Regions from separate parts of the Mus musculus genome. Here regions 2 and 3 are each linked to region 1. A link is a loop called in an ENCODE intact Hi-C map of the cell type or tissue named here. Cell type or tissue: heart. All regions are shown on one strand.

Evidence for each region. Peaks named below come from ENCODE experiments on the same cell type or tissue, not always from the same donor. Only the 100,000 strongest peaks of a DNase experiment are listed, where the experiment ranks them.
Region 2: it touches region 1 in a loop (7-fold over the local background); 38 of 42 quality-filtered maps call a loop at or near these places.
Region 3: a loop joins it to region 1, with 2.4 times the contacts of the local background. A loop is called at or near these places in 2 of 42 quality-filtered maps.

The regions. Positions count from the first base shown.
Region 1 is chr15:55,302,253-55,310,252 of GRCm38, reverse strand. Col14a1 (collagen, type XIV, alpha 1) reads right to left here and starts at 2,502. Exons shown (of 48, transcript NM_181277.4): 1 at 2,269-2,502. In heart, a CTCF peak has its summit at 3,803 (motif pointing left); DNase peaks (open chromatin) are centred at 2,212, 2,632 and 3,692; H3K4me3 peaks cover 2,631 bases; H3K27ac peaks cover 504 bases; H3K27me3 peaks cover 3,457 bases.
Region 2 is chr15:55,546,656-55,554,655 of GRCm38, reverse strand. It overlaps Mrpl13 (mitochondrial ribosomal protein L13), which reads left to right. Exons shown (of 7, transcript NM_026759.3): 3 at 6,421-6,514. Among named protein-coding and RNA genes, the nearest start is that of Mrpl13, 6.7 kb to the left of the region's middle. In heart, CTCF peaks have their summits at 3,737 (motif pointing right) and 7,273 (motif pointing right); no DNase peak of the experiment used is centred here.
Region 3 is chr15:55,376,807-55,384,806 of GRCm38, reverse strand. It overlaps Col14a1 (collagen, type XIV, alpha 1), which reads right to left. Exons shown (of 48, transcript NM_181277.4): 10 at 5,156-5,307; 11 at 3,951-4,080; 12 at 2,236-2,381. Among named protein-coding and RNA genes, the nearest start is that of Gm52209, 27 kb to the left of the region's middle. In heart, no CTCF peak of the experiment used is centred here; DNase peaks (open chromatin) are centred at 2,906 and 4,666.

The DNA of each region.
Region 1 (8,000 bases):
GGAGGCAGAGGCAGGTGGATTTCTGAGTTCAAGGCCAGCCTGGTCTACAGAGTGAGTTCCAGGACAGCCAGGGCTACACAGAGAAACACTGCCTCGAAAAAAAAAAAAAAACAAAACCAAAAAAACAAAAAGCATGTGTATTTGGCGTGGATGTCCATGGAGACAAGAAGAGGCTGTCCAATTCCCTGGAGCTGGAATTACAGGTGTTTATGAGCTGCCAAATATCCTTGCTTGGAGCCAAACTAACCTAACCCTAACCCTCTCTAGAAGAGCGGTAGGTGTTCTTAACCACTAAGCCATCTCCAGAAACCTAAAATAATTCTTAATTTGGGATGTGTACTGCACATTTTAAATATACTAAAAGCTCTTGAGTTATGCACTTTAAATGTGTGAATTGTGTCCTGTGTGAAATGATTATCAAGTAGACTGTTTACAACACAAACAAGGAACCAGGCATGGTGGCCTATGCCTGTAATGCCAGCACTGAGGGAACGAAGGCAAGAGGGTCCTAGAGTTCCTAGCCAGCGGGGGCTACCTGATGAGTTCCAGGCCAGTCATGGCACAACCTGTCACAACAAAATAAATAACAAAACAAACAAACCAACCAAATCAAACCATCAAAGAACTGTATTAGAAAATCTGGCATTGGGTCCAGGTGCAACAAAACCCCCTCCGTGTTATTCTCTTAACATCAGATCTAAATTCCATCTGTCCGACCCTCCATTCACCCACCCACCCATTTCTAATGTAATAGTGAGGCTACCTATAGAGGTGGAGTCCCTCTTCAGCAACAGAACACCCAATCTCTTTAGTGCAGCCACCCTGAGCCTGCTTGCTACTCCATCCTATAAAGAAGTGCCTTTGGTCCTTTGGTAGAAGCTGAGGCCAGGACCTCCAGTAACTGAAGATTGAGAAATCTCATTTTCTCCTAACCGTGGTGTCACAGAGGTCTTCCTCCTATTTCTCTTCCTACTGCTAGTGCTCCACTTTAACACTTGCTACCAGCAAACAACTCTGCAAGGCTTCCAGCAGAGTCAAAGCCAGGCAGTGGCGCGCGCACACACCTGCAATCCTGCACTTGGGAGGTGGAGACGGGAGGAATGTGAGCCCAAGGTCTCCTCCCTCTGTTCTGAAGAAAACTTTTAGACCAGCCTGAGCTACATACCACCCTGCCTAAATAAATAGATCTTTCTTTCTTGGAACTCCAGTCAGATCTAGAAGTCATGTTCCAGCAGTTGGCGGGGTTGGGGAGTTGGAAGCGGGGGAGGGAAGTGGGAGAGGGATTCATACCACTCTGAGAACTGCACGTGAGCATCTTCAGAGGTGCTCTTCAGGGCAAGTTAACAGCTCTCCTAGACCTTGCCTAAGCAACCCTGAGCACAAGACTAGCTACCCACTGAGCACCCAAGAACTCAGCACCAAGTTTGCATAATGACTCCAAACCGTGGCGGGTAACTAAGGTTACTTACTCGAAAGAATCACGGGGCTCCTCTAACCTAACCTAACCTAGCCCTGCTCCAGACTGTGCATACTGCATGCTAAAGCCCAACTTCTGCAGATGCTCCGGATGCCCACAAGCGGAACGCAAGAGGAGTTCGCAAAAATAAAAGGAAAAAAAAGTGAAGAAGGTTCCTGCAGCAGCTTAGCTTGGTGGTTCCCCTCAAAGCAGCAACACTGGGAGCTTGGTATCATTCTACTGTCTATGAACTCTCACTGGCTACCCCCCTTTCCGTGCAGAGCCTGGTCCACAGCTGCCCCGACGTGCAGCAACAGTCCAGTGAATGCTTGGATGCGTGTTCTCCAAGGACTGGTCTCCCGATCCACTGCCAAATAGAATCTAAACAGCGTTGTGCTCTGTGCGTACACGGTGCTTCCAAAAGACTCCCTAAGCCTTTACCAATTGAACTTGCTGGAGCCACCACTACAGAGCTGCCAAATGCAGCCAATTCCAGCCCGGCGCCCACCGCACACAGACACCATGGGAGGGAGGGATCCTCAGAGAGAAACGGAGGGCTCCTTTGCTGTCCACACACCCGTCGGTCACTAGGCGCGTTGCAATCTCTCTGCCCTGTGGTCCCCAGACAAGCATCTATCTGGGTGCACGGTCTCCTAGCTCACCCCTAAGGTCTCCGGCCACCCCGCGGGCACACTTGCAGTGGTTGGTCCTGGCAATCGCATCCGTCTGCAGGTGGCTCTCACTGGGGCTCTTTCTTCACCTATGAATTATGCAAAGCCGAGCGGGAAAACAGTAGGGAAAGACGAACTGACCTGTGCAGGGCAACGTTCCAGCCCAGGTTGGGGACCTCTTGGCGCCTAGGGAAGATTAGCCGCCGACTGGTTCTTAGCGAACCACTGCCCTGGCTCGCCTTCCCTCAGAGTACCCTTTCTCAATTAACTTCTCTTTCCTGTCGTTCACTCTGTCCTCTCCTTGTCCCTCTCCCGTCGCCTCCTGCCCTACAGAGCTTCCTTCCCCTCGCCTCTCACCCAGGATCAGATAAGAGGAAAGAAACCGCTGCGCGAGCCAATTATAAAGCCAAAGGTGGTGGCGGGGGGCGGGAAGTGGGGAGACAGACCCCCACTTTCCCTCCTCCTCTCTAGCATCCCCGCCCCGCTCGAGTTGCAGAGGAGCCCGCCCCACTCCTCCCAAGTTCAGCCCAAGGACTGGCAGCCGACCCAGGTGCGCGTGGCAGCCGGGTATAGAACGCAATTGAGGAGCCCCTGGGTCCTCCCCACCCCCACAACTAAAGCAGTGCCCTGTGCTCCCCCCCCCCCCATCAGAACCCCCGAGTCACTGGGAAATCTCCAGCACTCGTCCAGGCTCCATCCCCAAAGATGAGTTTTGCCTTCCCACAGTGGGTCCCCTCTCCCTTGCTCTTCAAGTCCTAGGGACCAGCACAGTCGCCAAGGGTAGACATTTATTCAACGGGAATCGACTGGAAGAATGCTAAATTGGAGGGTTTTCTTGGTCGTAGAAACAAAATATGGACAGTTTTATGCTGTTGGACCAGCAGATCTCCTTTCCCCATGCTCAGAGATTACAGTCAGTAGGTTTGAGCGAATCCGAAGGACCCATCGTCTATAAAACTCTGGGGACTCTGGTCTGTGCGGGCCACGCCCTTTGAGAAGTCCTGTTCTGGAATGGCTAGAGATGCTCAGAGCTCTTGGTGGCTGGGGACTGGATCTGAGTTCTTGTCCTCTGGGCGCTTTTTAAAAGGTCATCTTCCCATTTTGTGTCAGGTTAGCAAATGCCCAGGCGTCCAGTGTCACACCAGAAGTTGTCATCGGCTCAAATGGAGAGCGGGAGTTGCATACACGCCGACCATTTGTGAGAAAAGACCAAAATGACTGTGATTTTGATCAGTTCCAAGAGCAGGCGGTAGAGAATCAGTGAGAGGTACTCTCATACGTTCCCGAACCTGCCTCCAAAATGCCCTTCTGAGAGCACAGGAAGGGATGCGCTACACCATTCAAGGTGATTCCCGAGACCTCGAACCTTCCAAGCTTAGGCTTTCTTCAAATTTGCGTACTTCACTCCAAATGTTCTCCAAGTGGCCTCTCTGCGTAGTTTCTGAACTTCGCCTTAAAGTGAAAAGGATCGCTATAGCCTCCTCCCTGAGACCCCGAGTCGGGATCAGTCTTGGCTTCAACTCCGCCACAGAGAAAGAAGGCTGCTTTGCAGCTTGAAGATCCTTCTGTGCTTCATTAATGTGCGCTATTCGCCCGGGTCCCTCGGTAGTCGAACGCAAAGACTAAAAACCCGCACGCGGGACTGCCAGGGTGAGAGCGCCACCTGCCGCCTGCGTCGGCTTGGCGAACTGAAACAGACTTTTCTGGCAAGTAGGAGCCTGAATTCAAGGAGTATTTGTTCCTTGGATATATGTCCTTTCCAATGTTTTACTCCTCAAATGTCTATTATTATCCCCTTTTAATAATGTACCAAGGTGCTGGTGACCACTGTAAACACCGTTCTAAATCCCTTGGGGGAGGTAGTTAGGAGTTAGATATGATATGGGAGAGGTAGTGCATTATTTAATTATGAAAATCCAAAAATGGAAGACTCTCTGATGATCATAAAATAAGAAATACATGTATAAACAAGTATGCAGAAAGTTTTATTAGACTTTTAGACGGGGTTGACAGGAGGACTCCTGGCCAGCCATTCTAGCCTTATTATTGAGTTCCAGGTTCAGTGAGAGACTTGATCTCAAAAACTCAAATGGAGAATTAACTCGGCATTAACCTCTGGCTTACACAGGAATGCGCACTCACGCACACACACTTTTACAGTTTGTATTATAAAAGTCATATTTTTTATTGTAACTAGCCTTTCCTTCATTGTCTTTAACTTTTGAATTGTGTTTGTTCCTTTGGGGGTTTCGTTGGTTTTGACTTTTTGAGACAGAATATCACTCAGCAGCCCATGCTGGCAACAAACTCTCTACAATTGTTCAGCATCCAAGAGCTGGAATTACAGAATAGTACCCGTAGGCTTGGCTTTAACGTTTGAATTATTGCCTATTCCTTTCCATTGACATCAACTTCAAGTTAATGCTGAAACAGAAGGGCTGTTTTCAATCCGTGTTTCAGTCCGTTGTGGTTGGGAATGACCTTCCAGCTCTTTCAAATGTGTCTACTCAGTGTTCCTTCAGTGGCTATCTTTTTGGTGTGGTTTGGTTTTCAAGACAGGGTTTCTCTGTGTAGCCCTGGCTGTCCTGGAACTCATTCTGTAGACCAGGCCGACCTTGAACTCAGAGATCCTCCTGCTTCTGCCTCCTTACTGCTAGGAGTAAAGGCATAAGCCACCACTGCCCAATAAAAGTTTAAATCAAGACCATGTTTCTATATGCTTGCTTTCTTTTTGTTTGTTTGTTTGGCTGGCTGGCTGGTTTTCTGAGATGGGGTTTCTCTGTCGCTGTGTAGTCCTTCAATGCACATCTTTAAGATCAGCAGTCAGGCCGAGCATGGTGACGCACACCTTTAATCCCACCCAGCACTTGGGAGGCAGAGGCAGGCAGATTTCTGACCAGCCTGGTCTACAAAGTGAGTTCCAGGACAGCCATGGCTATACAGAGAAACCTGTCTCAAAAAAAAAAAAAAAAAAAAAAAAAAAAAAAGATCAGCAGTCAGAGTCTAATGAAGTATTGAGAGCTGAATCTTGGAAACATTGCAAGAAGCATCCACTTAAAGTCTTCTCTTTTGGTCTAGAAAACACTGTATAGTTTTAGGACTTTTTCAAAGCTAACTAACATTCCAGCTTCCCAACACAGCTGGGAACTTTGGGAATATATCTATATATCTGTTCCTATCGTGGGTATAATCCTATTTCTTTCTTAGATCTACACACACACACACACACACGGGGTGGGGGGAGCCAAAGGGCTCCCCTGAAGCCTTGCACCTTGCATGAAAACTTTGTTTTTAAACCTGAATTTAAAAGCCTTGTTCTTTACTTTGGCAAATCTCTTTTGCTTCTGAGCTGACTATTCCTATACTTAAAAAAATTCATCTTATTCCATTTATTACATATCTTAAAATATATATTTTTTGAGATAGTGTCATGTGAGTTAAATAACATGTGCTTATGGATCTAACCTATAATAAATAGAAGTTATATTCACACACTGGGGTTGTCATTTCCTTTTTTTAAAAAAAGATATATTTATTTTTATTCTTCTATGCATTGGTGTTTTACCTACAAGTATGTCTGTGCCTGTGAAGGCCAGAAAAGATTGCTAGATCCCCTGGAACAGGAGTTATAGACCACTGCAGTTAGACCATACTCTGTCATTCAGGGTTTTCTATCTTCTCTTAGTCAAAGGTTGATATAAGTTCCAAATAAGACTAACTAGTAGTCACTGCCTCAAATGTGAGTATTGTACGTTGGGATATAAAAGTGAAAATGATGATATTTTAAATTAATTTTTGGTTAGTATACAAAGAAATGTGACATTTTCATGAATATTCTTCATTCATCATTCATTGTACTATGTTTTTACACACACACACAGAGAGAGAGAGAGAGAGAGAGAGAGAGCCATCCCCTGTCCAATCCCACCCCTATGATGGTTCCCTTCCTCTCGTCAATTAGCTCCTACTTCTGTGTCACAAACCACCCCATCTTCCACTACTCCCTCCTGTTTCCCAGTCTCTTCTGACTTCATCTTCCCTCTCACCCTACTTGTTAATTTTCATGCCCTACACGCGCATACACATGCATGTGAATCTACATTCTTTTTTTTTTTTAAGATTTATTTATTTATTTATTATATGTAAGTACACTGTAGCTGTCTTCAGACGCACCAGAAGAGGGCATCAGATCTCATTATGGGTGGTTGTGAGCCACCATGTGGTTGCTGGGATTTGAACTTCGGACCTTCGGAAGAGCAGTCGGGTGCTCTTACCCACTGAGCCATCTCACCAGCCCGAACAATTATGGGTCAGAGTTTTGTTTGTTTGTTTGTTTTTGTTTTTTGTTTTGTTTTGTTTTGTTTGAGGCAGTGTAGCCCTGGCTGTCCTGGACCAGGCTGGTCTCGAACTCAGAAATCCGCCTGCCTCTGCCTCACAAGTGCTGGGATTAAAGGCGTGCGCCACCACGCCCAGCTTACATTCTTTATATTCAAGAAAACATATTCCGTTTCTTCTGAATTGGGCTTGTTTTGCTTAACCTTGTGAACTCCAGATCTATCTGTTTTCCTGGGAATTATTTCGTTTCCCTTTACAGCTAAACAAAATCCCATTATGTACACACAGCGCATTTTGCTCGATTTCATCTCATTGCACACTAACTCTAAGGCCTGAAGGAACAATACGCTTGTTTGTACCTGACGCACCTCCAACATCCAGTTGGAATGGCCTCTCCACCTGACTGACTTTTGACCCAGAACTGAAGCTGAACTTTGGGCCTCCGTTCTGATGAAATTGCCCCTGCTGTGTCGTGGTTGTTCAATGTCTTGAATAGCAAACAGCCTTGCCCACGTCTCCCAAAACATTTACCCCTCTCTTTCTGGAGATCCTGTCTCTGCCATGAGCAGTCCTCCATATGCCAGATGTGATTTCTTTTCCTGCAAATGGGGGAACTTCAAACAAGGCTGCTTTTAGCTGAGAATTCTTGAAGGGCTCTAAAGTTTTAAGAAAGCTTGCCCAGATTCACCCAGGCTCAACGAAAACCCAATTCTAGACTCTGTTTTAACTCCTGGGTCTGCACTTTTATTATTGTGATAATAATATAGACAACCTCTTCCAAATAACATGAGTGATGCCTTCCATGTATTTTTTTTACAGGTTTTGCTTTACAAAAATACATTTGAGTTTATCATCCTATATTTAGTACATTAACTCTGCAAGATTCGAATCACTCTGGAGGTTCAACTGATGCTGACTCATGCTGTCCTGTGGCACTACAGCTCCTTTCTGACAATCGCCATTCATACTCCTGAGCAAGTGATTAAGACATTCCTCATCTTTTCAACTCCGTGGCTGGGATCAAAGTCATGATGTTAATGACGCCAAGCTTTTCATGTGTGACAGCATGCTGTCAGGGCGTGCATGTTACATAAAGGGTTCTATTCATAGCATAATTGTGCTAGAGCAGGCCTGCAATTATCCATGTGCCAACCCCCCTTTCACTTTACAGTGAATTAGCTACCCCATCCAAATCCCCACAAAAGAGCCAGTGGCAGATATTGCTAGATCAATGTCATATAACTAAAAGTCAAGACTCTCGGCAATCATAATATCATCAAGAAGAGCCCTTATTTAGAGTCTTTAATTTTAGCTATGCTATAAGAACTCATTTGGCTTATTTTTGTTTGTTTAATCATTATTTTACTAAAATAATACAGGACTGGAGAGATTGCTCAGTTGCTAGAGTACTTAGCTAGAATGCACGAAGACCTAGCACCAGATAACTTGAGCAAAATGGCGCACATGTGTAATCCTAGCCCTTGGAAGATAAAGACAAGACCATGAGTTCCAAGTTATTCTTGGCTATGCAGAAGGTT
Region 2 (8,000 bases), 240 kb before region 1:
CTGTTTTTGACCTGTATGCTGAACTCTGAACCTACTGTCTGCTCAGCATGTCCTCTTGGATATCCATTAGTCATCAGCCCAGTTAGAGACATTATACTCCTGGTTTTCCCTACCCAAACCAACTGGCCTTCTCAATTTTCCCCATCTTAATTCATAGTGTCTGTGTCCTTTCTGATGGTGTGGTTTGAAGTCTTCTCTACTTCTGTGTCCTGTGACTCTTCTTCTGTGTCCCTACACCCTGCCTAAACAGCATGCTGAATCTATAAACTAAAGAGCAGCGTTCCTGCGATCCGGCACCATCTCGCCACCCCTTCCTTCTGTACTTTTTTGGACTGCTGTTCTGTACACTATTTTGTTCATACATAGTTTCTGCACAGAAAACTTTAAGAAAAAAAAGGCTTAGTTATCGTTTTCCAAACAAAAGAATAAAACACAAAGTGGGCATGTCCCCTGCAGGACTCATTAATGGGGCTCCTGCACCTCCTAACATTATTCTCGCCTGCCCCTGAGCAATCCTCTGTGGCCTGCTGTTGTCTCCTTAATTGGCCTGAGAAGCACAGTTTTGCTTGGGTAGCTTTCACGCACCCTTCTCTGTCTGCATGTTCTTCCCCAGTCCTCGTTGGTTCTTTCCTTTGTGCCTTTTGTATTTCTGGCCAGTTATTTCTGTCCTGAAAAGGGCCTTTCTGGAGCCCTCTCTCCAGTTGCCCATTCATCCTTTACATTGCCATTTTTTTCTGAAACAGCATTTTAGGTATCACTTGGCATGAACCCACGTACTGTCTACTTTTCTTTGCTAAACTTTAAAAAAACAGGAATTCTAAGTACCTATGATAGTGTTCCACACACAGTTTAAATCTAAGAAATGTTTGCATTTATGAATACTAATTAAGTAGATGAAAAGAGGAAAGAAAAAAAAAAACCTTTCCAGCTAGTGCCTTGGCATTTGAGCTGCTAGAGTTTGAGTTTGAGATCTATGGAGCTATAGCAAGAAAAAACGTGTTTCGGATGATTGGATTTAGTTAAGAGCATGGCTTTATCGTTTTTCTCATTTGTTAATCCTGTTGCTCTTTCTTCTGTAATAAACTTTCAGTGGAGTATGAGCATAATCCATACTCTGAAGTCTGTGTGTAGAATATGAATGTAAGGATTCTGCCATGCTCGAGCACCCCCTGCAGTGTGTGGTCCAGGCCAATCACTCATTAGGAGTATCATGTACAGGACAGTTTTAAAGAGATGCTTCACAGATACAGGCACCTCTTGGTCTTCCTGGGAGATTGGTTCTATAGTCACTGTGACAACTGGATTACTAAATATTGCACAGCACGTCAAGAAGAAATGCATGTCACAACATTTCTATCCACTCAATATCTAACCTTGTTTTTGTGGGTTTCTGTAAGGATCTTAATACACGCGCATGCACGCACACACACACACACACACACACACACACACACACACACACACGCATGCATATTAATTCTTTAGCACTGAGCTCTTAACCCACAACATTATAACTCACTTGTGAAACTTACTTAATACACATTTATCTCTCCAAGCACATCACAACCTTCCTGTACTTGAGAATTACACAGCATTCTAGTACCAAAGTTGAGGGGCTCTTTAAAGACTGAAGGCACTTAAAAAAACAAAACAAAACAAGCACAGAGGCTACGACAGAAAATAACCTCCTTGGTGGCATTGCTTGCATTTGAGAGAGAACAAACAGCACATTGCTTTCTGTAGCCACCGCTGGCAATATGTGTATCTAACAGCTAAGGGAATTCACAAATATGAGCAATGAAATCAACTGAATTTTGAAAGAAAGAAGCAGCAGCATTTGTAATAAATGTAATAAACTTTTAAAAAAAAGTTGGCAGACCAAAAACATATACTTTCATAGAATTGCAAATTTATACAATTTTTTTATGACTTGAGGTATTTAACCTGCTTCAGAGGTAGGTAAAAATGCTGAGAGAAGAGTTTAGTGATATTCTCATTGCCCTTCAGCTCCCTCAAAGCAGAGCTGGGACTGGAATTTGGGGTCCTGCTTCCTTGCATAGGAAATTCTTATTGCTCCTGTGTGTGGTTGCTTCCTGTTCATGTATTTCCTCCTTAGGAAGGGAGGCAGTAAATAGTAGACAGCTTCACTGGTTGGTCCACGGAGAAACAGCAGTGTTAGGAAACTGGAGGTAAATGGAAACAAGCACCTAATTTCTGTCCCCAAGGTTAGCACTTAACAGCCTGCTCAGTAACTATTCTGTATGTGTCCTTTAGATGCTACCAGTACACATTCTGTTGGAGCACAAGAGCAGCTGCTGTGACTGCCTGGAGGTCATCCTTTCTTAAGAATAGAAAATAGCTTTCCTATGACGTTGGAAACTGACTTCTTCTTTTTGCTTGTTTGGGGGTTTTTTTGGTTGGTTGGTTGGTTGGTTGGGTTTTTTTGTTTTGTTTTGTTCAAGACAGAGTTTCTCTGTATAGCCCTGGCTGTCCTGGAACTCACTTTGTAGACCAGGATGGCCTCAAACTCAGAAATCTGCCTGCCTCTGCCTCCCAACTGCTGGGATTAAAGGTGTGCACCGCCAATGCCTGGAGGACATTTCCTTTATTTACTTTTTTTTTTTTTTTAAGATTTATTTATTGGTTATATGTAAGTACACTGTAGCTGTCTTCAGACACTCCAGAAGAGGGAGTCAGATCTTGTTACGGATGGTTGTGAGCCACCATGTGGTTGCTGGGATTTGAACTCCAGACCTTTGGAAGAGCAGTCGGGTGCTCTTACCCACTGAGCCATCTCACCAGCCCCCCCTTTATTTACTTTTATGTTTCAAATGTTATCCCCTTTCCCGGTGTCCCTCCCTCCCGGAAACACACTATCACATCCTCCCTCCCCCTGCTTCTAAGAGGGTGTTCTCTGCCCACCCACCCACCCACTCCCACCTCCCTGCTCTTGATTCCCCTACACTGGGGCATCTATCAAGCCTTTGTAGGACCAAGGACCTCTCCTCCCATTGATACATGACAAGGTCATCCTATGCTACATATGCAGCTGGAGCCATGTGTACTCCTTTGTTGATGGCTTAGTCCCTGGGAGTTAGTTCTGGGGGTCTGGTTGGTTGGTGTTGTTCTTCCTATGGGATTGCAAACCCCTTCAGCTCCTTCAGTCCCTTCTCTAACTCCTCTGTTAGAGACCCCGCGCTCAGGCCAATGACTGGCTGCTAACATCTGCCTCTGTGTTTGTAAGGCTTTGCAGCAGGGCTCTCGGGAGACAGTCATATCAGGCTCCTTTCAGCAAGCACTTCTTGACATCCACAATAGTGTCTGGGTTTGGTAACTGTATATGGGATGACTCCCCAGATGGGACAGGCTCTGGGTGTCCTTTTCTTTAGTCTTTGCTCTACACTTTATCTCCATATTTGCTCCTGTGAGTATTTTGTTCTAAGAAGGACCAAAGCACCCACACTTTGGTCTTCCTTCTTACTGAGCTTCATGTGGTCTGTGAATTGTATCCTGGTTATCTGGAGCTTTGGGGCTAGTATCCACTTATCAGTGAGTGTACACCATGTGTGTTGTTTTGTGATTGGGTTCCCTCACTCAGGATGATATTTTCTAGTTCTGTCCATTTGCCTAGGGATTTCATGAATACATTGGGAAACTGAACTTCTTCAAGATTAAATTCCTGCTTGCCTCACTGTGTTGAACATGTAGCTGTCCATCAGCAAAGCTTCTCATGACCACAAGATGTCGCTACAGTCAAATTTCTAAATCACCAGCATTCGATAAATGCATTGTCTCTTAAGAATTTATTTTCAACATTTAGTAGTTTAGCAAGCAGCTGTTATCTAGGTATTAGGAATTCATAATCACTGCATACAATTTTTAGACTTCTAATGATGACTATAAAGTTGGCCACTAGGTATCAGACAGTAACATAAGTAATAATAGTTGAACTGCTTGATTTGTCAGACAGACCTTACACATGATTTTGTTTTCTCTTTCTCTCTCAGAGCTGTGTGTGTGTGTGTGTGTGTGTGTGTATGTGTGTTACTAGGGACCTGGGTCGCAGACATGCTAGGCTAGCACTATACCTCTGAGATTTGACTTTTGTGGGACATTTAGGTCAAGGAGGAAAAGACAGGGACTCAGCAGCATATTATCACAGTCCTCACAGTAAGGGTTTATGGTAACACAGTGACCTATGGCTATACACAGGTTCATACTAGAAACCATGTTCACATGAGGTTTTTTTTTTATATTTCACCTTTCAAAATTGAAAGTAAAAATAAAAGCAAGTACTGTTTTTTATTGTTTTACCAATTTTGAATAGCAATTTAAAAATATTCCTCATTCCAGATCTTAAAAATCTATAAAACCAGTGCTGCACTGGTTGAAGGCCTTAGCCTCTTGGCCATAAGTCACCATACACCATAATCCTAAGACTCTTGGGTTTAGCTGAAAAAATAATATCTTGAGGTAGGGTTTGAGAGGAGAGGGATAAAAAAAGCTTTAAACTAGAAGGAAATATTTACAAACTGCACAGTTAACAAAAGACTTGGGCCTAAACTATATAAAGAACTTCTCAAACAGCACTAAAAAGCTACTGCCTAGTTATATGGTGAACGGGTACACAAAAGTCTAATACAAGCCACTATGGGAAATGCAAATTAAAACCACAGTACACTCATAAAAATGGTGATAATGAGTAAACAATGGAGAAACTATTACTCGTCTCATATTGGTGGAAACAAAATGGTACAAATAGGAATTCTGATTTATTTACATTCCATACATGGATAGGAACTGTACATTTTTATTCAAATGTTTAAACTTGGGCCAGTGAATAGCTCCATGAGTGACAAACCTTGCTGTATCCCTGGCGACCTTGGTTCAATCTCTAGGAGCCTGAGAAAGGTGGAAGGAGAGAACCACGTCTGGAAGGTTGGCCTCTGACCTCTGTGTGAGCTTCAATGCACATGTGTTCCTGCATTCACATACACAGAGTAACAACCTTTAAAATTTGTGACTGGAGATTATATCTATCTCATTAACAGAAATTTAGACAAAAGCAATCATACTAGTGAGGGCTCCAGCCTTCTATCCCAGTGGGTTCTTTTGTATTAGTCCATGGTTCACTTAGACATAAATATTTCATCACAGATCCATTTTATTTTGAAGTAATAGGAACAAGCTTTGACGATAACCAAAAAAAAAAAAAAAAAGAATCTACATCTTAGATGTAAAAGAACTTGCTTTCATCTTAATTGTGGTGTTTTGACTACTGCCTGTCCGAAGAGTCTTTTTGACTTCTGTAAACTTTTTAAGTGACTCTGATGATTTGTACATATTTACAGCCTTTTTAAAATTCCACTATAGTACAAAGTTAAAAGGCTTTCCAGTTTCTCCTTCTCTCCCTCCTTTTACACTAGTAATGAAAACTGACTCGCCTTCCCTACCACCCTTGATCGAAAATAGACACCTGTCTGAAAATTTGTGTTTAGGTTCATTCTTTGCGTGGAATCTTTTCATGCAATTTTTGGAGATTATAGTAGTATACTAATTTATAGTTTCTATTTTTTGTGACATTTAAAATATAGTTCTAGAATCTTTTGTTGGGGTTTTTTCCTTAGTAGTAGAATAGTGATTTAAGGTTTCAGATCAGCCAGTGACGTCATACACAGTGGTTCATGTTGAAACTTGCATGTTGCCATCTCAGTTTGCTTTTCATGGACGCAAACTTGAAGGTGTTTTTCCGGAGGACACTGTTGCAGTGCATGCACTTTGGTCCTCAGGTCACCTGTCCTGTCCATTATGGTTACAGTCATTGCTGAGAGTACCATTTAGGTGTAATTAGTTCAGTGTGGCTGGAAAACGCCTCGTGGCCATAGTTAAGCATAAAGCCATAGTGCTCCATTGTTCTCTAAAATTGAAAAGAATAGTAATCGATTGTAATGTCTCACATTTGTTTCTAATTCGCCTATTGGCAGAACATGCTTCGTGCTTTTATGTGCAGATTGTTTTCATGGTCTTTGCTATTTGTAAAGGAAAACTTGTATCATCCACTCAAAGGTAAATGTAATAGAAATGTTTAAATGTAAACATTTTAGCACAGAGATTTAATTATCAATGAGAGGAATAGAGGGAATAGGAATTATATGCCCTAAAGAATGCATTGTCATCTTTTAAATTTTTCTTTTACCGTTTTTCTAGTGTTGAGATTCTGCAGCCAGCCTGCCAGCTCTGTCTGCTTACATGGTGCTTAACATCCAGTGGGACAAATGTGGTCAAGGCTGTTGTGTTGGGATTTCATTTTTGAGTGTGTTGTTAGCACTTTGGTACCTAAATAATCAAGCCACTTTTTTGAGTGTGTAAGGCTTTGATGTTTTCATATACAGTCTCTGCCTTGTTTCTTTTTAAACCTAGGTGACTGTGGAGACCACGTTGTCATAATAAACACAAGACATATTGCATTTTCTGGAAACAAATGGGAACAAAAAGTGTACTCCTCACATACTGGGTAAGAGAACACCATGGCTAAGGAACGTGGTTCAGATGTGTAGCTTTAATGATGCTGTTGCCCTTGGTTTAAAGGGAAAGGAGAGTTTTTGAAAAGGGCATCTAAGGAAATACTGATTTTCCTGATGTTGCGTGTGTAGCTTAGTGAACAAACACAGACCACCACCAGTCAGTACACACTCGTCTTTCTCCTGTGATCCATCTTATTGCTCACAGTGCTGTCTGGACGCTGAAACCTCACATGGGAATGGTGGCTTTTCTCTAGCTCCCGTCTTGTCTGTCTCCGTCTCTCCACAGAGATGCACTTATCCAGGTGTTCTGCGGGTTCCCAGGGACAATGGGACTCTCTCCTCCATCTTCCCAGTTTAGGCTGTTGTTTATTGTAAAATAGATTTTGCCATGTCAGTATTGTGGCTCGTAATGTTTACTGCCAGCCAGAACTCCTAAGGTTTTTTCACGTGTTCCAGTTAAATCAAGTTTCTTCCTTTTTATATGTTTTAATTGTGTTGGTCCAGTGGTAACAGATTAGCTGGTGCAGTTTAGATTTTCTCTCCATCATTTGATTTTGAGGTCCTGGTGTTGCTCTCTGTGTCCACTTAACCGATTCAGGTGACGGTCAGAATCTTCTTAAGCCTGTCTCTGTGCTGTCATCCGTTTTATGTTGACCTTCCACTCTTTTCTTTTAAAAATTGTATGTGTATAAAAATTTTGCCTCCATGTATCTATGTGGCCCACTTGAGTATAGTGCACAAAGAGGCCAGGAGAGGGCGCTGGAACCCCTGAAACTGCAGTTATGCACAGTTGTCAGCTGCCAACCCTGATTGTCACTCCTGATTAAGATCATTCATTTCTGACCACACTTTCGCCTTTGATGTCATAGTGTTCTTTCCCTCTCTTACCCAAGTGCTTTAGATAACTTTATTTTTTAAAGCCATAATGTGTCCGTTTGCCCCCTGAAAATATGTCCCGGAAATTTTGATACAGTTTCACAGAAATAAACTCACGTGCATCTCTAGTAACTTCTGCTTCTGGCAAATCCCTGTAAACTGAGTTCTACAAAACAAGAAGTAACTGGGAAAGCATTGTAAAAAGTCCTGAGAACGTGTGTTGCCTTTAACCAAGATGCTGTGTCGGTCCCTGCAGCGTCCCACGTCTTGCTGCAGATGCAGGGCAGATGCATGACCGCAGGTGGCACAGTGCAGTGGTGGGCAGCCTGTGTGGGGAGGACGTCAGAGGTACCACCTCCTCCCTGGCTGGTGAGAAATCACAGTGCTTTTCATGCTGCAGCTGACAGTGATGCTTTTTAGTGTACACTGATTGCTCCCCTCCATGCCTGTGCATGAGTGTCTCCCCCGACAGAGTGCCATTCACCCTCTTTCTCAAGGGCTCCAGTTTATCCATTAGCCCTCGTCTCTTGTCAACTCCTGGAGTGCCTTCCCTCTGTTCCTGCTGCCCAGGAGATGATCGTCTTCTGTTTCTCTGTTTGC
Region 3 (8,000 bases), 75 kb before region 1:
TACAGCCCATTGAGAGGCTATCCTGGACTATAAGAGACTGTGTGTGTATGTGTGTATGTATGTTTATAGAGAGACAGAGATAGACAGAGCCAGAGATAGACAGACAGCGAGAGAGGAATAAAACACTTTTGAGAGACACTACCCTCTCATCATACATCTTTAAAACAGTACACATGGGGCTGGAGAGATGGCTCAGCCGCTGAGAGCACTGACTGTTCTTCCAGAGGTCCTGAGCTCAATTCCCAGCAACCACATGGTAGCTCACAACCATCTATAATGAAATCTGGTGTGCTCTTCTGGTGTGTAGGCATACATGCATACAGAACATTGTATACATAATAAATAAATCTTTAAAAAAACAATACACATATCCAACATGCCAAAATATTGTACATGGCAGCTGTATTATCAGGAATGATGGCATGCCTGAACAGGTGGGCACTGTCATATTCTCACATGCTCACTTTGCTTGGTGCTATCATCCTTTAAAGAGGGCGTGTTAATCTGTCGGTTGTCAGCTAGTATCGTTTCATTTCTATTTTCTCTTGAGTCTTAGCATTTTTCCAGCTCCAAATATAACTCTTTCTTCTGCTAAAGTAAAATTCAGACCAACTTTAAATGTGAGTGGAACGAAACAGCCTAAACCATGAAAACAAGAGAACACACATCATTGAAACTTGTCCTTGAGACGCAAAGTCACCGTACTTCAGATTCTACAAAACTGGCTTATCTGAGGCAGGCCTTTGACAGTCAGAGAACTGCACTGCCAACTGCCTCTCTCGTCCACATTCAGAAGCGAGGTATCTATCTACTCGAGTGGCATGGGCAGCATGTTCTCTTTTTTAATGTACCTGGAACAAGTGCTGTAGTGTAGTCATAAAAGGGAAAAGGTTCAATGAAAGACACTGTCTCAAAACAGTAACGTGAAGAATGAATGAGGAAGCCACCCAAAGTGTATCTCTGCCCCTCCACACACAGACACACATACACATGCACACACAAGTACACATACACACACATACAAGTACACATACACACACACACAAGTACACATACGTACACATAAATTCTTATCCAAGAGGCATGTTTATCTGTCTCTCAAATTATTAAGACAAAACTTTAATTCAGTGCATACCACATAGCTACTTGTATAAACTAGATGTGGTAACATATATAAACTTTCTCTAGAGCCATCTGAGAATATCTAGTACTTAAAACAACAAAAACCACTTTTCAAAATCAACTCTAAGGAACTGGGGCAATAATGCAAAAACACAAGGCAGGGAGGTCAATATTAAACACTATGTACTGAATAAGCTATCTGTATGTCCAACAACATGAAATTAATTATATATAACTTGTACAAACTAATAACAAAACACTATGCTTAAATCTACTGTGTAAAATATTCCTTAATGGAATGGGAAAATACTCACATTAGATGAAATTAAAATGACAGACTAGAAAAATGTCTTCACTTGGCAGATTACAATGCACTGAAAGAAACCTGGAGAGATGGCTCAGTGGTTAAGAGTGCACCCTGTTCTTTCAGAAAACCTGGTTGGTACCCAGCACCCACATGGAGGGCCACAACCACTTCTAACTCCAGCTCCAGGGGATCTGACACCCTCCTCTGACCTCCTCAGGCATCTGCACACACACACACACACACACACACACACACACACACACACACGCATGCACGCACGCACGCACGCACGCACCACGCACGCATGCACACACACACACATGTACACACAAACATTGACCTAATTAAAATTATAAAATGACCTTTTAAAAATATACCGAAGGCATGGGAGGGTGGAGCTCAGGGGGAAAGTGCCTGCCTAGTACGTGTAAAGTTATTGATTTGATTCTTAGAACCATAAAAGGAATAAGGAAACGAGAGGGAGGAAAAGGAATGAAAGGGAAATCAAAGAAAACAGAATACGAGAAAAAGAAAGACTGTAAATGAAATGTCATCAGAAAGGCCAAGAGTGTATCTCAGCAGCACAACTTGCCTTGTGTGTGGGGGATCCTGAGTGTAGTCCTTAGCCTTGCAAAATAACACGTGACTGGACTTTTGTAAATAGCCTTGTATAGGTAGCATGATTGCCACCAACGTCTTTATTTTGACAACTTGAATTTTCTGAATTTTACCCAATCAATTTTGACAATATGAATTTTATCTGGAAGGCAAAGGCCCGAGGGCCACAGTTGGTAGCCGGGAGTTACCTCTTTCTCATCTCCAGCCAGACCTTCTGTGAGAGGAGCATAGAGGATCAGATAGCCTGTGGCTCCAGGTACTGCATCCCACCTGACGCGCATGCTGTTCTCAGTCACGTCGTACAGCTCGAGGTCGGAAGCCATGGGCAAGGCCACTGCAAGAAAAGGCTCTTTGTAATACTCACTTACCACTGAACTTCAGAAAAAAAAAAAAATCAAGTAATAAGAAGCAAGATGTCAGCCCTTCCAGGTCATGCTACTAATCCCAGCATTTAGAAGAAGGCGGGAGAATTGTTTTGAATTCAAAATCAGCCTAAGGAACTGAGTGACATCCCTTCTCAAAAAAATAAAAGTAAAAATAAAAAACAATGCTGGCCATATTTCATATTTCAAGGGTTTGGAGAAAGGAATTAGGATAAACTTCTAGGTCAAGACTTGAAGTGTAAACACTGTTAGAAAAGATGATTTTGTTCTTTCAAAAGCATAGCTGTAGACCCCTCACAGATGACCGCACCTGCTTCTCTAACCACATTCTCAAGTCCAGCACTCTGCTTACACTTGGAACTCTGCACGCATTTCTTCTGGAGTCCCGACAACACTCCATGGCACTCACACATGCAAATGTCCAAATGTCCCTCTTTTGCAGACTCAGCTTGTACTGAAGACTGAGACATCCGTGAAAGGGGAAATGGTCATTAGACTCCTTCTGCAAAGAGGAACTGTCTGGGGGACTGGAAGGGAGGCAGCTGGGGATGACAGGATGGGAATGTGAGCAGAGGAAGTGGATGATTTAGGGCAAATGGGATGCATATGTAGGGAAACACCACGGTGGAAACCATTACTTCATATGGTAACTTAAACCTCATTTTAAAAAAGAGAAAACACATGTCTCCACAACAGAAGCATCGACACAAGCCTGACAGATCACTGTCAGTCAAAAGCCAAGCACGGCACAGAGGAAAAGCACCATGGTCCTGGAATGTAGTTTTTAGTGTTGTTTACATAGTTATTGCTCTGTGAAATGTATGCTATTTAGGCCAGTTTGGCATAGCTCCCAAGACGTAGTAAGAACACAGTTTTTCAAATGACTAAATAATTGTTGTTTTACGATTGTCTTGTCTTGTGATTCTCTGAGTATGTACCTGATGTGTGTATGTATGTGTGTATGCATGTAGTATGAGCATGTGTACTTGTCATCATGCCTAGTGAAGGGACTGTCAGGATTCAGACGTTCTTCTAACTTAAAAGGAGATTAATGTTGAGGGGAAATGCACTGTGATTCTCTCACTATTCCCCTGAGGGAAAAGAAGCCCCTGAACTTCTTCTCCATTCTGACTAACAAATTTGGCACAGCTCTTGGTTCACAGTAGATATTTACTAATACATACATACATGTGTGTGTGTGTGTGTGTGTGTGTGTGTGTGTGTGTGTGTGTGTGTGTGTGTATAGGTATATACATATACATATTTGTTGAATGAATGAATGAGTCTGCCTCCTTCACCACCACAGTTACCCTCTCTAAAACATGCAAGACATTTGTAAAAATCCATTCCATACACACAGCTGGAAAGCTGCAGCTGCGGCAGCAGCCTCTCCCACATACATGACAGGCACTTCCTGCGACCCAGTCGGGGTGTCTATCCACCCTGATGAGCCCAGTTTAGGAATAAGCCACCTAAGCGAGGCTGTTCATGTTGGAAGTAGAGGAGGATTGAATACGCACATGTGGTCTCTGCTCCCCGCAGGCCTTCACTAGCTGTGTGGGCAGATACTGCAAACACTGCTATCTGGTACTCAGTTGAAGACATCAAGTTTTTCAACACTGTGGAAGATACACTCCCATCCACCACCACCTGTGGAAAGAACCATTTGAAAGAAGATAAAATATCTCACATGCAGAATGGAGACAAACAAGGAAATATATCTCCAGCAAGACCATCTCGCTAAATATTTTATTATTTGTGCAAGGTCTTCATTTCCACTCTAGGGATCAATTCTCCTTGTCTCGGTGCACAAATGGATGCACTTCTATGGAATCCATCCGAAGTTGTTTTTTAATTCGTATATAGTGCTAATTGTGTCATTTCTGGGATATTATTATCCTGGTCACACTCACATGACTACAGCAGATATAATTTTCCCCAATGGCACTTTGGGAAACATTTAAAAGGTTTGCTAGTCATGAGAAAAATAGAGCCACTGGAAAGATTATGGCTTATTTTTCTCTTTGGACCAGATGATTTGAAAGTCCATGATCAATTTCTGTAATGCTTGAAACTAAAACGAAGCTCACAGATTCTGCCTGGGTAGAGAAGGACATTGTGAAACACTGTGAGGTCAATCAGAGGTTAGAACAACAAAAGGAAGTGGAGATTTCATCATGTCTTCACTCCATGAATCACTGCATCCAGGCAGGGAAGGAGAAGGGCCCCGCCACTGGCAATAGGTGCTCTCTTCTAGACACAGCTAGCCACGATGGAAAACACTGGCCACAGCTGCTTCAAGAAGGTGTTCCATGGCCCTGATCTCTACAAATGTCCAGGAAATTCCAAATGCCAGAGGACTGGCCCACCCTATTAACCCCATAATTTGGAACATGCAGTCTTCACTATGGCAGAAACCCCTCGCCACTCCCAAGATAAACCAAGATGCATGGAAACCTTTCAGCTTAGAACTTGTTAATTAGGGGAAGAAAAGTAAACTAGTTTCTAAGTGCATACTTGATCCATTCTTAGGATGACTGGATGGCAGGATGAGAAACGGTGTGGATACAATGTGAAGAGACAGAGCAACAATACAGACATGTAGAAATCTATTTCAAACCACTTAAACTGTTTAAGCAGAAGGATGCCCTACACAAACATGCCTGCTTCATCCCCACTAGAAAGACTTTAAGGATTGGGAAGTCTAGAAAGATTGTCATATTACCTCCTCCGGCTTTCCGCCTCTGGTGGGATAATACACAACTCTGTATTTTTCCACTTTTCCTGGGGACTGAGTCCAGTTAACCATAAAGCTCCTGGCAGTGACTTCAGAAGTGATCAGCTCTGTAGGTGGCCCGATGGTGGCAAGGGCTGAGGCTAAATGAAAGAAATACACTAAATAAATCTCATTTCCCAAGTTATTTCAATGAACGTAAGAAAAGCCACTAAGCAGCAGTGACTCTCGAAGCTATGGTGCCCCCTAAGAGTCTGCTCTGTGGAAAAGTTGGTTCCATTATTAATTCTTGTGCTCATTCCTTCATTCAAAACATTTACTGTCCATTAGAAACCATTCATTGAAGTAGATTCTTAGTAACCAAACTGAAATAAAACATAGTCCTTAATTCTCAGAAACTCTGACAAGGACTGTTAATAAACAATGAAAACAGGCACTTAAGTGAGTGGGCACACATCCAAAGATGCTCTTCTGGGTGTCTTAGAGGTGCCATTTAATTCTTGGCAGTTACTAATGTTGCCCATGTTTGTAGATGAGAACGGTAAGGCAAAATAAAGGCAACGTACAGCCCACATCTAAGGGGGAGCAGCTCTCAGAGCTGAGAATGCATCAAGCTTCATACAAATACTTCTCTGCATCAGAGGACGTGGCACCTACACTGAAGATGTCCTGCCAACAGACAATCAGTATCTAAACGTAAAAGCACTCAAAGAAACCGACACATACTGAGTAGCCAACCACTCTGTGCCAGACATATGTGTGCCATGTGCATGTTAAATGGTTCTGTAATGATTCGGGGCACATAAAAAGCTCAGTGGAGAGGGAACACAACATGAAAAAGAGAATAAAGAGATTTATTGTTAGGATTTCTCAAATTTTTAGGGAACCTAAACAAACGTTAATAACCACAGTGATGAGAAAACTATTGCACACTGTAGGTATCATATGCTTTCTTAGCAAGTACATGTAGAGGAGTTTGGGGGTATCTGTCTGCCTGTTTGTCTGCCTGACTGTCTGTCTGTCTATTGACAGGGCTATATGGGAAAAGTTCAGATCTGAAGTAGCCTCACTCTGAGGTCAGACAAATTTGTTCTCAGTTCTACAGCTTGGGTGTCCAACCCAGCCCCAAGAGATCTGGCCTGAGGATAGCAGAATGACAGAAGAGAAAAGGAAAATGAGCCAAACATAACAATGAAACTCTCCTAGATACAACAGAGGCAAGAACTCAAACCAAACTACTAAAATAAGACCTTGTACAGTCCCTCTTCCCGGATCCTATGAATAACCTGTAACCTACAGACCAATCATATACTGAAGGGCAAGGGTTGAACAGTGATGAATTTTTATCATCATTATGCAAAAAAGCATGTATACTTTCTCCCACCCTCTCTAAGTACAACTGAAAAGTCAGGATATTGTATACAAGGAAAGCATAAGAAGGTGCTGAAGTCAGAGGGAAAAAGGTAGAGGCAAGAGGCTCTGCAGGACCCAAGAGACACCACAAAAGCCATTGTCCTTTCTCTTTAGTGTCCAAATGTCCCTAGCTGGAAAGCAATGGTATCTGGAAACATAGAAACATCAGAGTATTCATACAAAATCTATCTCAACAAAGACTGCTGTCTCTAGGCAAAGACCAGGAAAAGGCTAGCATACAAAGACAGAAAATTTTCAGCAGTAACTCCTGACACACACTACGGAAAACAACTGTACTCCACCTCTCTGATACTGTAACCCATGGCAACCAACATTAAACAAGCCTCCCAAATTCCACCCTGTTTTGGCTTTCATACTGTGTCACATCTCTCCACATCCCTCCATCCAAGCCAAGGTGGGATGGAGATTCAGAAAACGCCTCCTCCCCCGTCTCTATCTGTGACAGCAGTGTTGCTCATGGAGAGGGCCTATCTAACTTCCAACCCAGCCTGTTCCTTCATGTTCTCCTTCACTTAGGGACACACAGTAGTCTATCAGGTCTTTCCCAGCTTTCCTACAATATGGAGGCCACTCCCACAGAACTGTTAGCAGAAGCCACCTAGGGACAGAAATGAGGGACTCCTGCTTCTCTAAAAAGGTAATTATGAACGGCAGGCCAATGAGTAGCCCTTTTTCCCCAAGAAACAAAAGTAGGTGAAATAAGTAGCCCATACTTTAATCCTAACTAGCAAAAAGGAAGTATTACTCTCCACTCTTAGCAGGATGGTATCAGACATGCAGCCCTCATGGAACACTTTAGTGCAAGATGGACAATGAAAAACATAGTTGGAGTCAATGACAACATAAAACTCTCAGGAAACAAAAGGAAAAAAAACAGTACTAAAATTAACAAATGGGCTCAACAGCAGCATGTGGACAGAGGGAAGAATTAGCAAGCTTGTTTGCTAGCACAGAAATGGCCAACCTGAGAAAGAGAACAATCAGACTCAATGCTCCGCAGAACTGGGTGTGCTGGTCCACCACTGCACACTCAATACCTGCACACCAGGCCTGCACGACTCAATGCTCCGCAGAACTGGGTGTGCTGGTCCACCCTTGCACACTCAGCACCTGAAGGCAGATACAGGCAGACCTAGGAAATCAAGGTCCTTGGATCCTGGTTATAGGATTAAGTCAAGACCAAACTGGACTTGTAGCAGAGACGTTACTACAGAACCTATCTCAGAAATGTTTTCTTTAAAGAGCAAATAGGGATAGTCACAGAAACTCAAGTACATTGGGAACATAACAAAATACCTTTAATTCATAACATTAAAATCTTAAAGGGGAATGAAAACGAACTCAGTACTGAAATAATACCTGAGGAAACAAAATTTACTGTGCGTCTGATAGATCCACAAGA